2 separate regions of the Homo sapiens genome follow, and region 1 is linked to region 2. A link is a loop called in an ENCODE intact Hi-C map of the cell type or tissue named here. Cell type or tissue: gastrocnemius medialis. All regions are shown on one strand. Each heading gives the region's core, and the rest is flanking DNA. Links, peaks and the distances in the headings are about the cores only.

The links. A loop is a pair of places that touch in the nucleus more often than their neighbours do. Peaks named below come from ENCODE experiments on the same cell type or tissue, not always from the same donor. Only the 100,000 strongest peaks of a DNase experiment are listed, where the experiment ranks them.
Region 1: a loop joins it to region 2, with 5 times the contacts of the local background. A loop is called at or near these places in 11 of 110 quality-filtered maps.

The regions. Positions count from the first base shown.
Region 1 is chr2:230,664,156-230,674,809 of GRCh38, reverse strand. No RefSeq gene overlaps it. Among named protein-coding and RNA genes, the nearest start is that of LINC01907, 31 kb to the left of the region's middle. RefSeq lists enhancers at 5,703-5,842, 6,043-6,262, 6,643-6,722, 6,743-6,792, 6,833-7,312 and 2 more. In gastrocnemius medialis, for the core only: no CTCF peak of the experiment used is centred there; DNase peaks (open chromatin) are centred at 5,640, 5,949 and 7,189; H3K4me3 peaks cover 429 bases; H3K27ac peaks cover 2,500 bases.
Region 2 is chr2:230,794,714-230,805,367 of GRCh38, reverse strand. It overlaps CAB39 (calcium binding protein 39), which reads right to left. Exons shown (of 9, transcript NM_016289.4): 5 at 6,471-6,639. Among named protein-coding and RNA genes, the nearest start is that of ITM2C, 65 kb to the left of the region's middle. In gastrocnemius medialis, for the core only: CTCF peaks have their summits at 6,157 and 6,356 (motif pointing right); a DNase peak (open chromatin) is centred at 7,350; H3K27ac peaks cover 1,049 bases.

The DNA.
Region 1 (10,654 bases), core at 4,696-7,195, 130 kb after region 2:
GGGGCTGAAGACCCCTCTGAGGTCTGCCCGGAGCTTGTGCTTGGTTCCAACCTTAGCAATTTGCTTACACCCTAACTGTCCTGCTACAATGGACCCCTCTGGAAGCTTCTCATTTAGACTTGCAGCTCCTCCAAAGTCTGGCTCATGCTGCCAAAGGTCTAAGGGTGGCTTAGCAGAGCTCAGCTGTTGGCAGCATCCTGCCTAACCAAGACACGCTGATGAGGCTGCATCCCAAGCAGGTGCAGGCAGCCTCTCAGCAACCTTCTCCCAGAGGCCTGAGTAGGGAATAGGGTGGGCTGGGGTGAGGAGGAGAAGGGGTTCCTGCTACCCTCCACCTTGTTTATATCCTATTGGTCCCTCTGACTGGGACATACCTGGCATTGCTTTCCTTCCCCTACCCCCTTTCTCTGTCTTGGCTACTATTTTCAGGGCTGGAGGGACCAGCTCTTCTCTAATTTCCCTGTGTAGCAGGACAAGTCACAGACAAAACTCCTCAGACACTGAGTTAAAGAGGGAAGGGGTTTATTCGGCCGGGGGCATCGGTAAGACTCCTGTCTCAAGAGCCGAGCTCCCTGAGTGAGCAATTCCTGTCCTTTTTAAGGGCTCACAACTCTAAGGGGGTGGGCGTGAGAGGCTCGTGATCGATTGAGCAAGCATGGGGTACGTGACTGGGGGCTGCATGCACCGGTAATTAGATCAGAACAAAACAGGACAGGGATTTTCACAGTGCTTTTCTATACAATGTCTGTAATCTATAGATAACATAACCGATTAGGTCAGGGGTCGATCTTTAACTTCGAGGACCAGGGTGTGGCGCCGGGCTGACTGCTTGTGGATTTCATTTCTGCCTTTTAGTTTTTACTTTTTCTTTCTTTGGAGGCAGAAATTGGGCATAAGGCAATATGAGGGGTGGTCTCCTCCCTTACCCACAGGAGAGGGAGAGCACATTTTTTTGAAAAACTTACTTGGGAGGGGGTTTGGATAAAGTAATCTTTATTACATTTTATTTTTTGTGACGAAGTTTCACTCTTGTTGCCCAGGCTGGAGTGCAATGGCGCGATCTCGGCTCACTGCAACCTCCGCCTCCCGGGTTCAAACGTTTCTCCTGCCTCTGGATTACAGGCATGTGCCACCATGCCCGGCTAATTTTGTATTTTTAGTAGAGTTGGGGTTTCTCCATGTTGGTCAGGCTGGTCTCAGGCTTCCAACCTCAGGTGATCCACCGGCCTCGGCCTCCCAAAGTGCTGAGATTACAGGCGTGAACCACCGTGCGCAGCCGTAAGTAATCTTTAATTATCTTTTGTTTTCAAGGCAATAGCCTGACCTGCAAGCCTGTTTTGTTTGTTTTTATTTTTGTTTTTTTTGTTGTTGTTTGTTTTTTCCTATAGAAGCTGAATTGTACCTAGATTTTTTTCATAATTTAACATCTGTAACAAAGCCTAAAATTTCCCCAAGCCAATGGAACCCAGGCTAAGGTGGAAGTTCAAGATCTCAATAATATTTTTCAAACTCACTGCACACTTTTCTCATCTATTCTTCATGTACCAGTACAAGGTTCTTGCTCAAAACAACAACAACAAAAGGTTTTCTTTGGCCGTTTGAGAAAAAGAACTGAGATCCCCTCTTTATTCCTTCCTTCATATGTTCTGGATAATGAACCGGTCAAACAATGAAGGCATCTGTTAAGGGCAGTCCTTTGTTTCTTCTTTGTCTCGAGTTCCACCATCCCTGCTTCATTTCTGGCCTCCCCTGTAACCCACACAGCTGTCCTCCGTATTATGGAAGAATGTAGGGTATCTTCCTCTGGTCATCTGCAGTGGAAAAAATATTCCCCTGGAAGACCATGCCAGGATCTCAGGATACAACCTGAGCAACCGAGAGCACACGCCCACTCCACGCAGTTGCTCCCGGGTCAGCAGCAGGAAGGTTAACGGGATACAAACGGGTGGGTCGTAGCATTCCCTTGGACTCCGCCGTCTGGACATTTGCTCAGGGGGATGGATAAAGGAGAAACAAATTACATTTCTTCATACCTGCCTGGATTCACTGAGTATTTATGGAGCACCTGTTGTGTGAAATCCGAGGAGAAGGCTAGAATAGAAAACAGACTCTCGGCCACGCACTGTGCCTCACGCCTGTAATCCCAACGGTTTGGGAGGTCGAGGTGGGAGGATAGCTTGAACTCAGGAGTTAGAGACCAGCCTGGGCAACATGGCGAAACCCCATCTCTACAAAAAATACAAAAATCATCCAGGCATGGTGGCGTGTGCCTGTAATCCCAGCTACTTCAGAGGCTGAGGTAGTAAGATTGATTGAACCGGGGAGGCTGAGGCTGCAGTGAGCCATGATGGTGCCACTGAAGTCTTTTTTTTGGTTTTTGTTTTTTTTTTGAGATGGAGTCTCGCTCTGTCGCCCAGGCTGGAGTGCAGTGGCACGATCTCGGCTCACTGTAAGCTCCTCCACTCGGGTTCACGCCATTCTCCTGCCTCAGCCTCCCGAGTAGCTGGGACTACAAGGCGCCGCTACCAAGCCCGGCTAATTTTTTTTTTGTATTTTTGGTAGAGACAGGATTTCACCATGTTAGCCAGGATGGTCTGGATCTCCTGACCTCATGATCCGCCCGCCTCGGCCTCCCAAAGTGCTGGGATTACAGGCGTGAGCCACCGCGCCCGGCCCGCCACTGAAGTCTTAAGTCTTGCCTGGGCAACAGAGGGAGACCCTGTCTCAAAAAAAAAAAAACCTGTGGGAGTCCACAGGAGGATACAAAGTTCATGCATGAAATAGAACCCTAGGAATGCCAATGTAACCTGCTCCACGCATGGGAGCCTGAAGCATCTTCTCCCTGGCCCCCACCCATCCAATATGCATGGAAAACCACAAAGGGCCCTTGCCCTACAGTCTGGCATCTTAGTGCCTTGAGATTTTTAACCCAGGTTAAAAATTAACCTGTCTTACTTGTTAACTTGTCTACTGAGAGACCAGTTCAGGTCACTACAAATCACCTCTGCTACTTGGTGGCTGTTGTGACTTCTGTTAATCTCTGAGAGCCTTAATTTTCTCATCTCTAAATTAGGAGCTATGCTAGTACTCATACAATAGAGTTTTGTGAAGATTAAATGAGACCTTATTTGGAAGGTGCTTAGCTCAGTTCCTGGCACACCAGGGACTGGCATTCTCTGCCCCATCTTTAGGGGGCTGGAGTCAACCAAGAAACTTTGGCTGCCAGTTGTGAGCCACAGTGGAGAGGAAGATAGTCTTAGGCTAGTATTAGGGAAATAAGACTAACCCACAGGGAAAAATAGAGGACAAATTAACAGCTAATTTGTGATAGTGGTCACAAATGAACTAGAGATTTATGTAAGGAAAGCTGGGAGGACTTGGGTGGCTAAGGAGGTCTCCTCAGAGCAGCTAGAGCAGGTGTTTGATGGGATCAGAGAGATCATCTTGTGGTTAGCTAAAGGCCATTCCTGTGAGGCAGAGTCAGGGCTCATTCAGTTTGAGCCAGCTGCATTGTATTAGTATTCACACTGCCACAAAGATACTACCCGAGACTGGAGACGGGGTAATTTATAAACGAAGGAGGTTTAATTTATGACTCACAGTTCTGCATAGCTGGGAAGGCCTCAGGAAACTTACAATCATGGCAGAAGGGGAAACAGGCACCTTTACAAAACGGCAGGAAAGAAAAGAACAAAAGAAGGAGGAATTTCCAAACGTGTATAAAGCAATCAGATCTCATGAGAATAGCATGGGGGAAACTGCCCCCTTGATCCAATCACAGATCCCTCCCTCAATACCTGGGAATTATAATTCGAGATGAGATTTGTGTGGGGACACAAAACCAAACTATATCACCCATGTAGGCTCAGATGGTGGGCTTTGAAGACTTTCTACTGCCCCAAAGACAAAGTTTGCATTTGAACTTATTAAGCACTTACTATGTGATAAGCATAAATATAGAACAGCTCCAGTTTCTCAAAACATCATTTGGGAAGTATAAATATATGATTTGGAGACTTGCTGTTAAATATGCATCTACAGACTTCTTGCATAGATGTTTGGCAGAGCTGAACGCTTACTTGTTTTTCTGTAATGAGAACCCAATTTAGATATCTTTTCTTTCTTTCTTCCTTTCTTTCCTTCTTTCTTTCTTTCTTTCTTTCTTTCTTTCTTTCTTTCTTTCTTTCTTTCTTTCTTTCTTTCTTTTTTTTTTGAGATGGAGTTTTGATCTTGTTGCCCAGGCTGGTGTGCAATGGTGCCATCTCCGCTCACTGCAACCTCCACCTCCCGGGTTCAAGCGATTCTCCTGCCTCAGCCTCCTGAGTAGCTGGGATTACAGGCATGCATCACCATGCCTGGCTAATTTTGTATTTTTCATAGAGACAGGGCTTTACCATGTTGGTCAGGCTGGTTTCAAACTCCTGACCTCAGGTGATCCACCCACCTCAGCCTCCCAAAGTGTTGGAATTACAGGCGTGAGCCACCACGCCCCACCTGAGACACCACGCCCGGCCTGAGAACCCAGTTTAGAAGTTTATCAGAACAAATCTAAGCTTGGTCTGGTATAATTTTTCTCTGGAATCCCTGACCCTCCCTTATTTTTCTAGTCATGCAAAGCTTCTTTATTTAAAAAAAAAAAAAAAAGTTGTGGGTGTTTTTTTTTTAACTCAATTACCCTTAAACTTGGTCTTGTGGTTATGCAGGAGAATGGACAATTCTTATGAGATGCAGCTGAAATATTTGGGGCTGTGTCGTGATTTATGTAACTCACTCTCAAATGTTTCAAATACAGGTAGACAGAGAACAAGGCAAAATCTAAACAGTCGCTGAACATAGATGAAGGGCTCGTGAGTGTTTGCTGTACTATTCTTTCCATATTTTCTATGTGTTTGGAAATTCTCAAATAAAACAATAGGAAAAACTCATTGAAACATAGGGAGGAAAATGGGGTAAGAGGAGAAAGCCCCCCTTCCCTGCTGGCCTTTTCAGGCTCTAGCCTGGGGCATGTCTCATTTGATGCCTGGAGCTGACGAGTTTCCCCTTTTTCTTGTTATTGGCATACTTCAGGGAGTTCTTCAAAACTTGGTCATTTTGGCTGTTCACCAAAGGCCTCTGATTTCCACTCTCTGTGTGGGGGCCCCTCTCTGCCTCTGGTTGACTTCATTCTCAGCCTGTCGGACTTCCCGAGGCTCCACTAGACTCTGTCCTGGCTGTCATGACAACAGCGGCAGAGTCCCTGGAGAAGGCTGATGGGCGATGGGAAGGCTCTTACATCTAGGAGTTCTAGATGTATGTTTTTTTGGAGGCATGTCCCATAAACCTCGGGAATTCCTGAGCAAGTGCGTGTGTTGGGCCAAGGGCTGGGGAGCTGGGCCAGCGGTCCAGGTCCCTCTCCTCAACAAAAGGAAATGGATTTGTACTGGACTTCTTGAGGAGATCTAATGTCAATCCCAATAAGCTGTCTTCCTGATGGAGTTTCAAGGGTAATTTAAACTCTGAACTCTTTTAACCTTATTTGCTAACTTTAGACCTAACCTGCATGTAGCATGCTGTCACTGTGTAATAAAACGCTCATTCATTCATTCCACCCACACTTACCAAGGGCTTATTTTGAGCTAAGCACTGTGCCAGGGCTGGGGACACAGGGCTGTACTGTGGTTTCCAACCACAGTTACCCCACACACTGAGAAAGGGAGAGCTCTCTTTGTGAGGTGGTGGTCGGGGCAGATTTCCTGGGATGGGTGGGCCTGGGGCAGGTCAAAGAGAAATTGAAATTGGACAGAAAAAGGAGCTTTTTGGAGGGATGAGGGGGCATCATGAGTAAAGACAGCCTCTGCTCCATGTGCATTCTCTGGCATGGTGGAGATTAGTAGGCCTCAGTCAGGCTGAGAAAAACCTAAAATTAGCCTGACCAGCTGGGCCTGGGCTGTGTGGGACTCTCCCTCACCCCCCTTGCCTTCTCAGGTTTCAGAAAGCCCGAGTATGTGCAGGAACAGCATGCTTTGCCCAGGTCGTGGCAGGCAGATCAGGGCACCTGGGGCCGGGCCGGGCAGAGGGTGCAGCTCCCAGCAGGGATGTTGTCTTTTATACGGGTTCCCCAATTCTGCAGGCCTGGCAAGAGGGAAGGGGGAGACTGCCCTTCCCATCTTCTTCTTGATGCCACTTCCTCTTTGGCTTGTTCCTTCCCCTTCCAGATCTGCAAAGCCTGGCAGTGTGGCACTGCCCAGGCCAGCAAACCAGAGACACAGCACGGCAAGCCCCACCAGGGGAAAGAGGCTTGGATGGGCAACTTCCTGGACACTGGGGAGGAGCAACCAGAAAGCCTCATCCTCACCCACTTTACCCTGTTCCACCTTCCTTTCTGATCTAGCCTGAAATTCCCTCCGTTAGTCACCATCAGCAAAACCGCAGAGCATGTGCTATGATCAAGACTTAGAAGTTGTGTGAGAAGCTAATCTCACCTCCAAAGGTGCTGGAGCTGGTCTGAGTGGGTGAGGAGCAGCGGTGCATGGCACCACGTGCATGGTGGTGGGGAAGGTGGGAAAGAGATGGCCAGCCTGGTGGTGCTGGCGGTGGTGGGGGCTGGGCAGCAGGGTGGCCTTTCCCACTTAGTGTCCGTCCCATCCCTACATCAGATATTCATGACTTGTTTCTTCTCCCTAGATGGCACTGTCTGGTACTCTCTGCCTTCTCATCTTCCTCTAGTCTGGGGTCCCTCCTTCTGGGTCACCAACTCCAAGACAGTTTGCAAATGCCAGTCCCCCTATCTGAAACAGTGCTGGAAGTTTCTGGAGCCAGAAGCATTGCTGAGCATGGGTAGTAGGGGCCCAGGAAGGCTTCCAAAGAGATGGGGCTGATGCAGGGCCCCAGAACAAGTTGCCCAGCCTGAGCTCATGGCCACAGTTGCTGTTATTTGCAGTTTTTGGAGTCTTACAATTTGCCCTGCCATGCTAGGCAATGGGTGACCACTGGCCACTCGCAGGCTAGACACCCTCAGATGGGGCCCAGGATTTTAAAATTTGTCAAATTAGATGCCCATTCAAAAACTGGGAGATTTCACGTGAAGTCAGAGTTTCTGACTTCTCTTGAAACATAAGAAGATAGGGCCCCATTTGAGGTGACTAACCAAGCTGGCTTCCTGGGACTCACCCAGTTTAGGCACAGAAAGTACCTTGTCCCAGGAAACCCTGGACAGGCTCCCAGAGCCCTGCAGGGCAACAGTAAACTGGAGTGGACTTGCTCACCCTCTAGGGCTCGTCAGCCCTGTTAGGGGCTAAATTGCACCCTCTTCAAATATGCATGTTGAAGTTCTAACTGCCAGTATCTCAGAATGTGACCTTATTTGGAAAGAGGGTCATTGCAGATGTAATGAGTTAAGATGAGGTCATACTGGAGTAGGGTGGGCCCCTGATCTGACTTCTGTCCTCGAAAAAGGGGAAATGGGAACACAGACACACACAGGGAAGATACCACATGCTGAAGGCAGAGACTGGGTGACGTGTCTCCAAGCCAAGGAATGCCAAAAACGGCCAGCAACCCCCAGAAACTCAGGGAGAGGCCTGGAATGGATCCTTCCCAGTGCTTTTGGAGGGAGCATGGTGCTGCTAACACCTCGATTTCAGGCTTCTGGCTTCCAGACCTGTGAGTCGACACAGTTCCATTGTTCTAAGCCACCCAGTTTGTGTGTACTTCATTACGGCGCCCTAGAAAACCAGTACACGCTCCTACCATGCCCTGCAGTTTTGTCATACATTCACCAGGCCTGCCTGGCCCCAGAGGCATTAGCCTTCTCACTTGCAGAAAATCCCCTGATGAGTTAAGCCAGATGTTGATGAGATCACTCCAGGGGTCCTGAGAGGGAAGGAGAAAGGTGGGTCTGGAGAGCATATGCCCCAGCCCTCAGGGGAGAGAGTGCTGGTGTCCCCAAGCAGCAAGTTCTCCAGTACTCACAGTATCCAGGAGGTGACCAGAGACCTGGGGGTGGGAGACAGGTGGGGCACCTGGGCTGGTACCAGGTGGCCAGCCTTGGCAGAGATCTCCCAAACTGTCGGGGACATTAGGAAACCACACCAGTGAGCTTGGGCAGCAAAGAAGCTGGGGCGACTTTGATGTACAAAAGATTAGGAGCCCTTCTGTGTGTTCAAGGCATCAGAGCCTCCTGGGTTCCGGTGGGTGAAAGGGGAGGTCCCAGTGGAGATGGAAAAGGAAATCTAGGTCAACCTTTCCAAATGACGTTGGCCTTGGAATGCGGTTGATTCAAGGGCAATAAAGAAAGTGTGTTAGGGCTGGGCGTGGTTGCTCACACCTGTAATTCCAGCACTTTGGGAGGCCGAGGTGGGTGGATCACTTGAGGTCAGGAGTTCGAGACCAGCCTGGCCAACATGGTGAAACCCCGTCTCTACCCAAAATGCAAAAATTAGCTGGGCGTAGTGGCGTGTGTCTGTAATCTTAGCTACTGGGCAGGCTGAGGCGGGGGAATTGCTTGAACCCGGGAGTCGGAGGTTGCAGATAGTGCCAAGATAGTGCCACTGCACTCCAGCCTGGGCAACAGAGTGAGACTCCATCTCAAAAAAAAAAAAAGTGTGTTATTTAATCCCCATTATACAAGTAAGGAAACTGAAGCTCGGAGCAGGTAAGGCTCCCAAGCTCACAGTGCTGGAAAGTAGCAGAGCCAAATCTCCCCCAGCCTTGGGTCACTGGAGCGGCTAGTTTCAACAAGGTCACACTGCCGCCGCCCCCACTGCAGTGGGCCGCCATGGGTCTTCTCGGTCAGCACTCACTGCCCGCTGGCTCTGCAAACCTCATTCTCAACCTGCGTTTGAACTGGAAGCTTTCGCTCTGATTCTCTCCCTGTTTCCAGGGTGGGTTTTTTTTTTTTTTTTTTTTTTTGAGATGGAGTCTCATTCTGTCACCCAGGCTGGAGTGCAGTGGTGCAATCTTGGCTCACTGCAACCTCTGCCTCCAGGGTTCAAGCAATTCTCCTTCCTCAGCCTCCCAAGTAGCTGGGATTACAGGCACCCGCTACCATGCAGGCAAATTTTTTTTTGTATTTTTAGTAGAGATGGGGTTTCACCATGTTGGCCAGGCTGGTTTTGAACTCCTGACTTCACGTGATCAGCCCACCTCGGCCTCCCAAAGTGCTAGGATTACAGGCATGAGCCACCGTGCCCGGCCTCCAGGGTGGTTTTAAGAAGGCAAGTCCGTGGGATCTGCCAAGTCATCTCATGCAGAGCGTTCAGGAAGATCATGGTCCCCCTGCCAGTTCCTGCGGTGTTCTTGAGGTCAAATAATATTCTTGTGGTTCGCTCATTCATTCATTCACTCACTCACTCAGCAAGCACTGAGGGAGTACATGAGGGACTGTGGATATGGCAGTGAACTATAGACCTGGTCCCTCCCTCCAGGAGCTTGTAGCACTTTTGTCTGGTGGCAACACGTGGTGTGGAGAAAAGAAAGCTGCTCAGCATGTTAGGGTATGCAGCAGGGTGGAGAGCTGTTGTCATTAACACAGGGAGGTCAGAGGAAGGCTCTGGTAGATGCTAGTGAAAGTCTGAAGGGTAAGGGAGTCAGCCCAGGGCTCCAGGGGGAAGGGCCTCCGAGGCAGAAGGTACCAGAAATGAAAAGGCCCTGAGTCAGGAGCACACTTCCCTGTGGCTGAAGTGATCCTGGGAGTCCACAGGAATCCATGGGAACCTGTGAGCCATCATGGAGATTTGGGAAACACGAGAGGGCTGGTCTGGCTGTGTGATGAGGGTGGTTGGGGCGGCTGGACGTGCAGGAAGGAGAGAGATGTCATGATCTACGTGAGTCGGGACAAAGGATGGACCAGGGTGGTGGCTGTGGAGGCGGGAGGAGCAGTCAGACTCTGGATGTATGTCTAAGGAGGATGAGGGCTTGGATATGGGGAGGAAGAAGGGGAGCCCTAGGTTTTTGGCATTCATCTTCTGGCAGTCTTTCCTTAACTTTCCACCACTAGGGCCAGCCTCTGAGTTCATCCTCACCAGGTTGCTGCGACAGGGAGGGCAGGCTCTGTGTCCTCATGTTTGCCTTTTGCTTTAATCCTCACTCATCTTTACTTGCTTTAGCCCATGGGCTCTGGAATGAGGGGCCCTTGGAGCCCCCCACTTCTGATCCTGAGGTGGGGGGCAGGCAGTAGAAGCTGGAAGGAGAGCCTTCCTTAGCACACAGCCCCACACCCCACTTCCCATCCTTTCTTTTGAAGAGTGGAGGGGGATCCTCTGAAAAGCAGCGATGAGGAGTGCTCCCCCATCCCCACCCCCTCTGCACTGTGCTCCAGCCAAGGCCTGAGAAAGCAGCGCAATGTCAGGGAGACCCAAGGGGTGGTGTGGCAGAGGGTGAGAGAAATGAGACAGCACCTCAGCCTGTGAAAGTGGAGGCTGCGTGGATGCCGGTGCACATAAGTGAGTGGGGAGGGGGAGGGAGAAAATCTTCCCACCACTAGACTGCCCATACCATGCAGACTCAGAGACCTGCAGCCCAGGCTCTGCCCCTCTCAGCTCTGGGCTCTCCTCCCAGTCCTGGGGGTGGCCCTGGGCCAGGGCTGTGATGCACCGCCCACCCTCACTGCACTTGAGCTCAGCTGAGAGCATATGCTGGGCACCTACCCAGTATCTAGTTTCCCCTTCTTCCTTAC
Region 2 (10,654 bases), core at 5,245-7,744:
AACATGCAGGTTTGTTACATATGTATACATGTGCCATGTTGGTTTGCTGCACCCATTAACCCATCATTTACATTAGGTATTTCTCTTAATGCTATCCCTCCCCCACCCCGCCACCCCATGACAGGCCCCGGTGTTTGATGTTCCCCGCCCTGTGTCCAAGGGTTCTCATCATTGTTCAATTCGCACCTATGAGTGAGAACATGCGGTGTTTGGTTTTCTGTCCTTGCAACAGTTTGCTCAGAATGATGGTTTCAAGCTTCATCCATGTCGCTACAAAGGACACGAATGCATCCTTTTTTAAGGCTGCATAGTATTCCATGGTGTATATGTGCCACATTTTCTCAATCCAGTCTGTCACTGATGGACATTTGGGTTGGTTCCAAGTCTTTGCTATTGTGAATAGTGCAACAGTAAATATACGTGTGCATGTGTCTTCATAGTAGTATGATTTGTAATCCTTTGGGGATATACCCAGTAATGGGATCACTGGGTCAAATGGTATTTCTATTTCTAGAGCCTTCAGGAATCGCCACACTGTCTTCCACAATGGTTGAACTAGTTTACACGCCCACCAACAGTGTAAAAGTGTCCCTATTTCTCCACATCCTCTCCAGCACCTGTTGTTTCCTGACTTTTTAATGATCGCCATTCTAACTGGTGTGAGATGGTATCTCATTGTGGTTTTGATTTGCATTTCTCTGATGACCAGAGATGATGAGCATTTTTTCATGTGTCTGTTGGCTGCATAAATGTCTTCTTTTGAAAAGTGTCTGTTCATATCATTTGCCCACTTTTTGATGGGGTTGTTTGATTTTTTTCTTGTAAATTTGTTTAAGTTCTTTGTAGATTCTGGATATTAGCCCTTTGTCAGATGGGTAGATTGCAAACATTTTCTCCCATTCTGTAGGGTGCCTGTTCACTCTGATGGTAGTTTCTTTTGCTGTGCAGAAGCTCTTTATTTAGATCCCATTTATCTATTTTGGCTTTTGTTGCCATTGCTTTTGGTATTTTAGTCATGAAGTCCTTGCCCATGCCTATGTCCTGAATGGTAGTGCCTAGGTTGTCTTCTAGGGTTTTTATGGTTTTAGGTCTAACATTTAAGTCTTTAATCCATCTTGAATTAAGTTTTGTATAAGGTGTAAGGAAGGTGTCCAGTTTCAGCTTTCTACACATGGCTAGCCAGTTTTCCCAGCACCATTTATTAAATAGGGAATCCTTTCCCCCATTTCTTGTTTTTGTCAGGTTTGTCAAAGATCAGATGGTTGTAGGTGTGCGGTGTTATTTCTGAGGCCTCTGTTCTGTTCCATTGGTCTATATCTCTGTTTTGGTACCAGTGCCATGCTGTTTTGGTTACTGTAGCCTTGTAGTAGAGTTTGAAGTCAGGTAGTGTGATGCCTCCAGCTTTGTTCTTTGTGCTTACGATTGTCTTGGCAATGCGGGCTCTTTTTTGGTTCCATATGAACTTTAAAGTAGATTTTTCCAATTCTGTGAAGAAAGTCAGTGGTAGCTTGATGGGAATGGCATTGAATCTATAAATTACCTTGGGCAGTATGGCCATTTTCATGATATTGATTCTTCCTATCCATGAGCATGGAATGTTCTTCCGTTTGTGTCCTCTTCTATTTCGTTGAGCAGTGGTTTGTAGTTCTCCTTGAAGAGGTCCTTCACATCCCTTGTAAGTTGCACTCCTAGGTATTTTATTCTCTTTGTAGCAATTGTGAATGGGAATTCAGTCATGATTTGGCTCTCTGTCTGTTATTGGTGTATAAGAATGCTTGTGATTTTTGCACCTTGATTTTGTATCCTGAGACTTTGCTGAAGTTGCTTATCAGCTTAAGGAGATTTTGGGCTGAGATGATGGGGTTTTCTAAATATACAATCATGTCATCTGCAAACAGGGACAATTTGACTTCCTCTTTTCCTAATTGAATACCCTTTATTTCCTTCTCTTGCCTGATTGCCCTGGCCAGAACTTCCAACACTATGTTGAATAGGAGTGGTGAGAGAGGGCATCCCTGTCTTGTGCAACTTTTCAAAGGGAATGCTTCCGGTTTTTGCCCATTCAGTATGATATTGGCTGTGGGTTTGTCATAAATAGCTCTGATTATTTTGAGATACGTTCCATCAATACCTAGTTTATTGAGAGTTTTTAGCACGAAAGGCTGTTGAATTTTGTCAAAGGCCTTTTCTGCATCTATTGAGATAATCACATGGTTTTTGTCTTTGGTTCTGTTTATGTGACGGATTATGTTTATTGATTTTCGTATGTTGAACCAGCATTGCATCGAAGGGATGAAGCCCACTTGATCGTGGTGGATACTCTTTTTGATGTGCTGCTGGATTCAGTTCGCCAGTATTTCATTGAGGATTTTCGCATTGATGTTCATCAGGGATATTGGTCTAAAGTTTTTTTTTGTTGTGTCTCTACCAGGCTTTGGTATCAGGATGATGCTGGCCTCATAAAATGAGTTAGGGAAGATTCCCTCTTTTTCTGTTGATTGGAATAGTTTCAGAAGGAATGGTACCAGCTTCTCCTTGTACCTCTGGCAGAATTTGGCTGTGAATCCGTCTGGTCCTGGAGTTTTTTTGGTTGACAGTCTTTTAATGATTGCCTCAATTTCAGAGCCTGTTATTGGTCTATTCAGCGATTCAACTTCTTCCTGGTTTAGTCTTGGGAAGGTGTATGTGTCCAGGAATTTATCCATTTCTTCTAGATTTTCTAGTTTATTTGCATAGAGGTGTTTATGGTATTCTCTGATGGTAGTTTGTATTTCTGTGGGATCGGTGGTGATCTCCCCTTTATCATTTTTTATTGCGTCTATTTGATTCTTCTCTCTTCTTTTTTATTAGTCTTGCTAGCGGTCTATCAATTTTGTTGATCTTTTCAAAAAACCAGCTCCTGGATTCACTGATTTTTTGAAAAGTTTTCTGTGTCTCTATCTCCTTCAGTTCTGCTCTGATCTTAGTTATTTCTTGCCTTCTGCTAGCTTTTGGATGTGTTTGCTCTTGCTTCTCTAGTTCTTTTGTGATATTTGGGTGTCAATTTTAGATCTTTCCTGCTTTCTCTTGTGGGCATTTAGTGCTATAAATTTCCCTCTACACACTGTTTTAAATGTGTCCCAGAGATTGCGGTAGGTTGTGTCTTTGTTCTCATTGGTTTCAAAGAACGTATTTATTTCTGCCTTCATTTCGTTATTTACCCAGTAGTCATTCAGGAGCAGGTTGTTCAGTTTCCATGTAGTTGTGTGGTTTTGAGTGGCAGAAACCATCTCTTTAGACATACTTTCTAGAACCTTACACAGGCACAGTCTGGTGAGGCTACCTTCTTTTATTCTAGAACATTGGAAACATTTTTGGCTTTCTAATGCCCCTCTCCATCTCCTTAATTCCTCAAAAAAGAAAAAAAAATTTACAAATATTTGGCCATCTGGTTTACTATCTGAGCATCCATTTATTCAAGCTATGAATTTTGGACATATTTAGAGCATTTTTTTTTTTTTAAACAGAGTCCCACTCCGTCGCCCAGGGTGGAGTGCAGTGGAGTGATCTCGGCTCACTGCAACCTCTGCCTCCCAGGTTCAAGGGATTCTTATGCCTCAGCCTCCTGAGTAGCTGAGACTATAGGCGCATGTCACCACAACTAATTTTTTGTATTTTCAGTAGAGACGGGGTTTCATCATGTTGGCCAGGCTGGTCTCAAACTCCTGACCTCAGGTGATCCACCCACCTCAGCCTCCCAAAGTGGTGGGATTACAGGCGTGAGCCACCATGCCTGGCCTAGAGCAGTTCTAATTTCCTTTAAAGACTCAGCACCTGTTCCAGGGCTATGGATGAGCCACATGTTTGGAAATTTTTGTGTGCAGAGCACGTTTTCTGGGAGGGCGCTCTTGCCACATTCTCAAAGGAAAGCATGAACCATAGATCTATTCTTCTTTTCCATTATAAGAATATGCTCTGCAAACAGGAGACTAGCAGCAAGACAGGAGAGGAGCAGCAACGTGTCCCTCCTTGTCAGCGCCTCTGGTGTGCAGCTGTAAGGCTGTTCCTGCTGGTCTTCCTTTCTTCCCTGACTGGAGTTTCTTTCAGGGAGGAGTAGGAAGGTGACTTCCACCTGTCTGCTAGTTTAGCTACCCTGAAATTATGATGGGAGGTCTGTCCTCTCTTTCACATGTTGTCTTGGCTGTAGACTCTGCTTAATTTTGTTTCTTGGAGAACCCTCTTTTGGGGGGCCTCTCCTCTCAGCTCCTTCCTTTCCATGCAATAAGGAGCACCTGAGATGCACAGTCCAGGCCAGCTCCCCAGTGCTCTCTCTTCCAGAGCTCACCCTTAGGACACTACCTTGTTTTATGAAGCTTCCTCTTTATCAAGTAGGGGTGACCTGCCTGGCTGCCCAGTCTCCCTCTCTGGCCACCATGACCTGATAGGGCTGCTTTACCCATAGCGATCCATCACTGCCATTTTCTCCTTGGTGAGAATTATCAAAAGAAGTAACCCTAACTGAAATGAAATTATCAGCCAGGCCAGACGAGACTCACTGCAAATCCCATTTCCAGCACATAGTCAGTACATCTCTCTCACCTCTGAGCCACCTTTGCCATCTGTGCCAGAAGCATGTCAACCACATCCTGACGGGGTCAGGGGTCTTGCTGCATTCTCCCACACCACTGCTGCTCAATCCTCTTCCTTCACCCTCATGTGGCCAGAGTACTGCCACCCTCAGGCTCCTGGCTGTCCTTCCACACAGGGGAATCTCTCTTTGACACATGGTGCTGCTACACCGCCCTTCATGGCAGGTCTGCTACTTCTGAATGGGACATACCCTTCCACCGATGCATTATAAGCATGAGTCCTAGCCCACCAACTGTGGTGACACCTAAGACATCATATTGATCACTCTATGTTATAATCTCAAATTCATTTTGTTTTGCTTTGTACACCTACATACAAATATCTGGGTCCTCACCTGAGGCTTTCAACTCCCTCTTTAAGAGTTTTGGGAAATAAATTCCTGGGGAGCTCTCATACTATGACCTGATTCTCATTCAATAAATCCCTGGGGGCCTTATGACCTGATTCTCATTCAAGGTAAAACCCTAATGATCAGGTCCCCAGGTTTCATCCTATCTTTAGGGCATTCATTCACTCTGAGGTGGGACATATTTCACCCAGAGACCAAAGTGTGTGCTCATTATTTCAGGGGCTTTTCATAATCATGAAAATGAACCCTCAGAAGAAAGGTGGCCACTTCTCACTGTGATAGTGTTCATGGTTTCTGAGCATGGTCGTCTGCATATCAGTATGCTAAATACTGGTGTGTATATATGTATTTTCTTTGGGCTGTGTGTGTGTGTGCGTGTATACATTTTTTTTTTTTTTGAGATGGAGTTTCGCTTTTGTTGCCCAGGCTGGAGTGCAATGGTGTGATTCTCGGGTTACCACAACCTCCGTCTCCTGGGTTCAAGCGATTCTCCTGCCTCAGCCTCCCGAGTAGCTGTGATTACAGGCATGCGCCACTACGCCCGGCTGATTTTATATTTTTAGTAGAGACGGGGTTTCTCCATGTTGGTGAGGCTGGTCTCGAACTCCCGACCTCAGGTCATCCGCCCGCCTCAGCCTCTTAAAGTGCTGGGATTACAGGCACGAGCCACTGCGCCTGGCAAGTATTGGTTTATATTAAAACAGTTCTAAATATTTATTCATAAGGTTAGGCAATTTATATAAGGGAATGTAACCTACAAACGCTTGCTCTCATTGTAAAAGACTCCTGCTTTATTCATAGATTGTAAACAGCATAGAACCTTGTAACTCAAAACAAGAATCTGCACGTTGTACAGTGCTGTCACATCATGTATGTATTTAATTTATACAAATATACACCAAGGGAGGAAAGGTAGATGGGGGAGCGGGGAAGATACATTATGATTTGAATAGTGTGGGTGATTCTGTCCACGCTCTACATTTAATCGACATGATCCAGTGTGAGCAGAGATGGGAGAGGTGAATCCACTGTTTCCTCGGGCCTGTCCACAATGTGAGTATCTCTGTCCTGAATGTGGTCCTAATATTTCATGAAGTGTATATTCCAAATTAACATAAACCTGAACAGAAGCCAACTACTTCATCTGGTGCTTAACCAAAGAAACTGCTACACAATGTTTCAAACACAGGAGAAAACCTGGTTGTTACATATGCTGTACAGTATACCATACTTAATTATAATTTAACAGCAAAGTAGAATTTTGACCACACAGGACTTTTGTCTTTTAGATAGACTTTAGAATCTAACTTTTCCACCCTTTTAAAGCTGTGACTTTACTGCATATACCTCTATCACACAAACATATACAAAATGTATCTTTCTCTTCCCACTAGAGGGCAGCCACGTGTAGATTTAGGAGGGCAATGAAGGTTTAGAAAAACAGCACACCTCTGACTTTCAAGGATATTTAGAATTCTACAGTTTTTGTTACCTTGAATGTGGCAAATGCATCTGAAGCTATGTCAAATGTTGACATTTCGACATATCTGAAGAAATCATAAAACTGTTCCGACCACAAAATGATTTTTGCAAGTGGTTCATGTCTGATGCATTCTCTTAACATTATTCCACAATTTAGAGCTATTTCTGGAGATTCATACCTGCAAAAACAAAAAACCAAACAAACAAACCAAACATGATTGCTTTTTCAAAACTCCAACACTGAACAGTTCAAACTTTCAGGCCAAAGACAGTTTTCAGACATGTATCCTAACTAAATGACCATCGCAGATTACAGAAGGTATTTCAGTCGGAGCAGAGCATGTGCTCAGGTAAACTGACTCCAGAGTGCAAACACACACTGGTTGGTGATGACCGCCTTAAACCAAAGAAAAATAGCCATACGAGTGACTGTGTGACTAAAGGTTCATTATTTAAGCTGAAAGATTTCAAGAGAAGTATTTCGGGTCATACCACTCCATACAGGGGTTAGCTTTTACAGATGGTGCTCTTGACACTCAGAAAAACCAAAAGCTAAATCAAAAAACAGAAAACAAAATATTTCCCCAAATTCAGAATATCTAAATAGGTCTACAAACATATAGAATTTATACCTTGTTGTTTCAATTCAATACTCAAGATAGTACTTGGAGACTCTCAGCCACATGTAAACACTACCAAGCTGATAAGCCTCCTCCTGAGGACTTCACAAAGTGTCCCCATCAGAGAGCCCAGGGGCCACAGAGCAGGCAGACCCCCCTCATCAGCTCTCTGCACACAGCCTTCCCTATGCTCATCTCCATGTCTCTGGCTTCTTCCTTCCCCGCCATTAGAGAGACACCTCTCAGCCAAGCAAGAGGCATTTCCCCTTCAGATGTGCACAAGCCCTCTGACTGGACTCTTCCGCCCCCTCAAACACATCGCTCTCTTCTACTTCCTCTCAAGCTGCATGCACTGGCTTTCTTTCCACCTCACATTCTCCTCTAGTCATATTCCATTTCCCAACACACTAGTGAAATAACGGGCCAGCAAAGATTCCCTCTTGGCTAAATAGAGTCTTCTACTCAAGTGTCCTGACAGTGCTGTAAAAAACCAAAATAAAACCTTTCATGTTCTCCTTTCTATCTCTCTGACTGTTCCCATTTCTTGCCTGGCTGAGGTCTTCACCTGTTGCCTACAGCCTGCTAATGAAAGCCCATACAATCTCATGGCTCCCACCATGACTACTAACCCCACCTCCATGTCTACTCCTGAATTAGTTAGGCATTTTCTGTTGCCTCTGGACAACTTCCGTTAAAGGGCTACCATAAACTCAACGTGTCTCAAATCAAATCTCATCCCCCTCCATAAAATCACCCCCACCCCCCTGCTTCCTCATTTCTATAATTTGGCATCATTATTTTGTTTCAGTTACCCAGTTCTAAACCAGGTCTAACAGAAATTTCCATGTTCTGTATCTGTGCTGTTCATTATGGTGAGATTGGCCACATATAGCTACTGAGCACCTGAAATTTGTCTAGTGTGACTGTGGGGTTGAATCATAAATATTATTTAATTTCAATTAATTACATGTGGTTAGTAGCTACTATATTGGACAGCCCAGTTCTAAACCTTTCCTTCTTTACTCCAAATCTTCCCAACTTCAATGTCAGGCTTCAAAAGCCTTCAAAGGCTTTTAAAAATATTTTTCTGATTATCTTAGTTTCATTTCCTTTTATTCATTCCCACTGCTACATTAATTCATACCTGGACAATTGGAAATGATTCCTAGCCAGCACCTTTGTTCAAGCTCTGTCATAATAAATCTACCCAACACACAAGTGTATCAACAGCATTTCCAGCTTGGGAGCTTAAAATGATTTCTTCTAGCTAATCAAATAAAGACAAACTTCTGGACTTAACTATCCAGTCTTCCTCTTATTAGATCTCCTGTTCTAGCACAATGTCACCTCCCAACCTGCCACACAACTTTCAAATTCTCTCCTTATTGCTGCCAATCATGTTATGTTCATTCCTGCCCCTGTACCTTTGTTCCCAGTCATATGCCATTAGGATGCCTTCTCTCTTTTCTGCCTGTGTAAATTCTAAACTACTAGGAACTCCCATCTTAAGTCCTATTCCTTTTATCAACCCTTGCCTTATTAACCCAAACCACATTTTATCCTCTGAAATCCTGTAGTACTCATTTGTTATCTAGTAGTGGTGTCCTCTTACACATCACAGATCCTCAACAAGATAAAACCACACTCCTTGGCATCAGTGGAGGCATGCAGCTAGAATGCTGACCGGCTCTTACTTGATGGAAATATCTGCTCACAAAATGGCTGATCATACAATTCATCTTTGCTGAGCTTTAGAAGGCAGGAAAGACAAGGGTAAGACAGTTTGGTACAAGTTGAACAGGTTTTGATGGAGGCTTGTCAAGCTTGTCTAAACGATTAAACCATAAACCAGTAAATACAAGGCAAACAGTTATGCTGTATAACCTGTGAGCACTAGAGTGAACAGCATACTAACATGTAAATTGCCAGTAAAAAAAAAATCGCCTCCAAATGTAGTCTAACACTAGCAATACGACTTCAAATGCATGCTAGTATTAGCAGCATGGCCCCGCAAATAAATATCTAACAGAAGTACTCACAGCCTAAGAAGATAATCACACTGTATGGAAGCAGTCTAAATTAATTAACAAAAGTACAAAAATCTTAAAATGCAGTTCACAGCGCTCCTTCAAGAAACAGCTGTTTCCAGGTCTGGCAGGACTCGTACAAAATGAGCAAGATGGTCATCCTACGCCAGAAAGCAAGGAAGCAATCACAGACTGATGGGGTCTTGCCAAAACAACACAGAAGGCAACTTGAAGGAGTTCCCAAGGGCCAAAGATGGGGCAACTTGGACACAAGAAAGTAATGACTGGAATGGATTGAGACATATCAAATATAATTTTTAAAAAGACAAAAACGTGAGTTTATAATGATCCTTAAAACAACTCAATACTTATCTAAGGAAGTGGCCAGGTCATCAACTGATTATACTAAAAAAAAAATACCTGATTATACTAAAAAATGAGACTATTTTGGGATAACTAAGTCATCAAGGAAGAAGGGTTCTTCTTTATAGAAACAATTTAATTATATGAAGAAGAAATAACAGAATCAGGAAACTGCCATTCTGAATCTAGGCAATGATTCTCAATGGAAACTAAAACCAGGAGGTGAAAGGTCAATGAGAATTTTGTAATGGACAGATTACAGACTGAGGACACCTGCATCCACCGGTCAATCCGAACATCACCAGAAATGGGATAACCAGTGCCACCCAATATGAAGCACACAGCACCATCCATGAACTTTTGCCCCCCTCAAAGTGAATCCGAATCTAATAAAAAAAAGCCAGATCTAACTATCTACCAGTTAAATCACTAGCAGATAGTGGAACATGTTACAGAAGCAACAGGAATGCCAAGTCTAAAATATATGATTTTTCTACAAAACAAACAATCCAGGCTTCAACAAAGAGATGGCATAATATTAACTATTATAGATTAAAAGAGAGCTCAGAGTATTAACCAAATTCAGTTTGTGGGCCTTGTTTGGAACTTTTTTTTTTTTTTGGAAATCAAGTCTTGCTCTGTCACCCAGGCTAAAGTGCAGTGGCGCAATCTCGGCTCACTGCAACCTCCATCTCCTGGGTTCAAGCTATTCTTGTGCCTCAGCCTCCCGAATAGCTGGGATTACAGGTGTGTGCCACCACACCCGGCTAATTTTTGTATTTTTAGTAGAGGCGGGGTTTCACCATATTGCCCAGGCTGGTCTCAAACTCCTGGACTCAAGTGATCCACCCGCCTTGGCCTCCCAAATGCTGGTATTACAGGCGTGAGCCACCATGTCCAGCCTGGAAGTAATATTAAATAAACGAACTGTAAAATGCCATTTTTGTGAAAATTGAGGAAATCTGTAGATTGGGCATTAGACATTAGGTTTGCAAATGGTAACGTAACTGTGTTATACTGTGTTTTGTAATGCGTACTAGGGATGCATACTGAGTGATGTCATGTGTCAGAGGAAAAAGGGGGCAAGGACTAGAGGAACAAGAATGACAGAACATTCGTAACTGTTGAAGCTGGGTTTAGGGTAGGAACCGGTATGTTACATATTCCCTCTAGTTGTACGTATA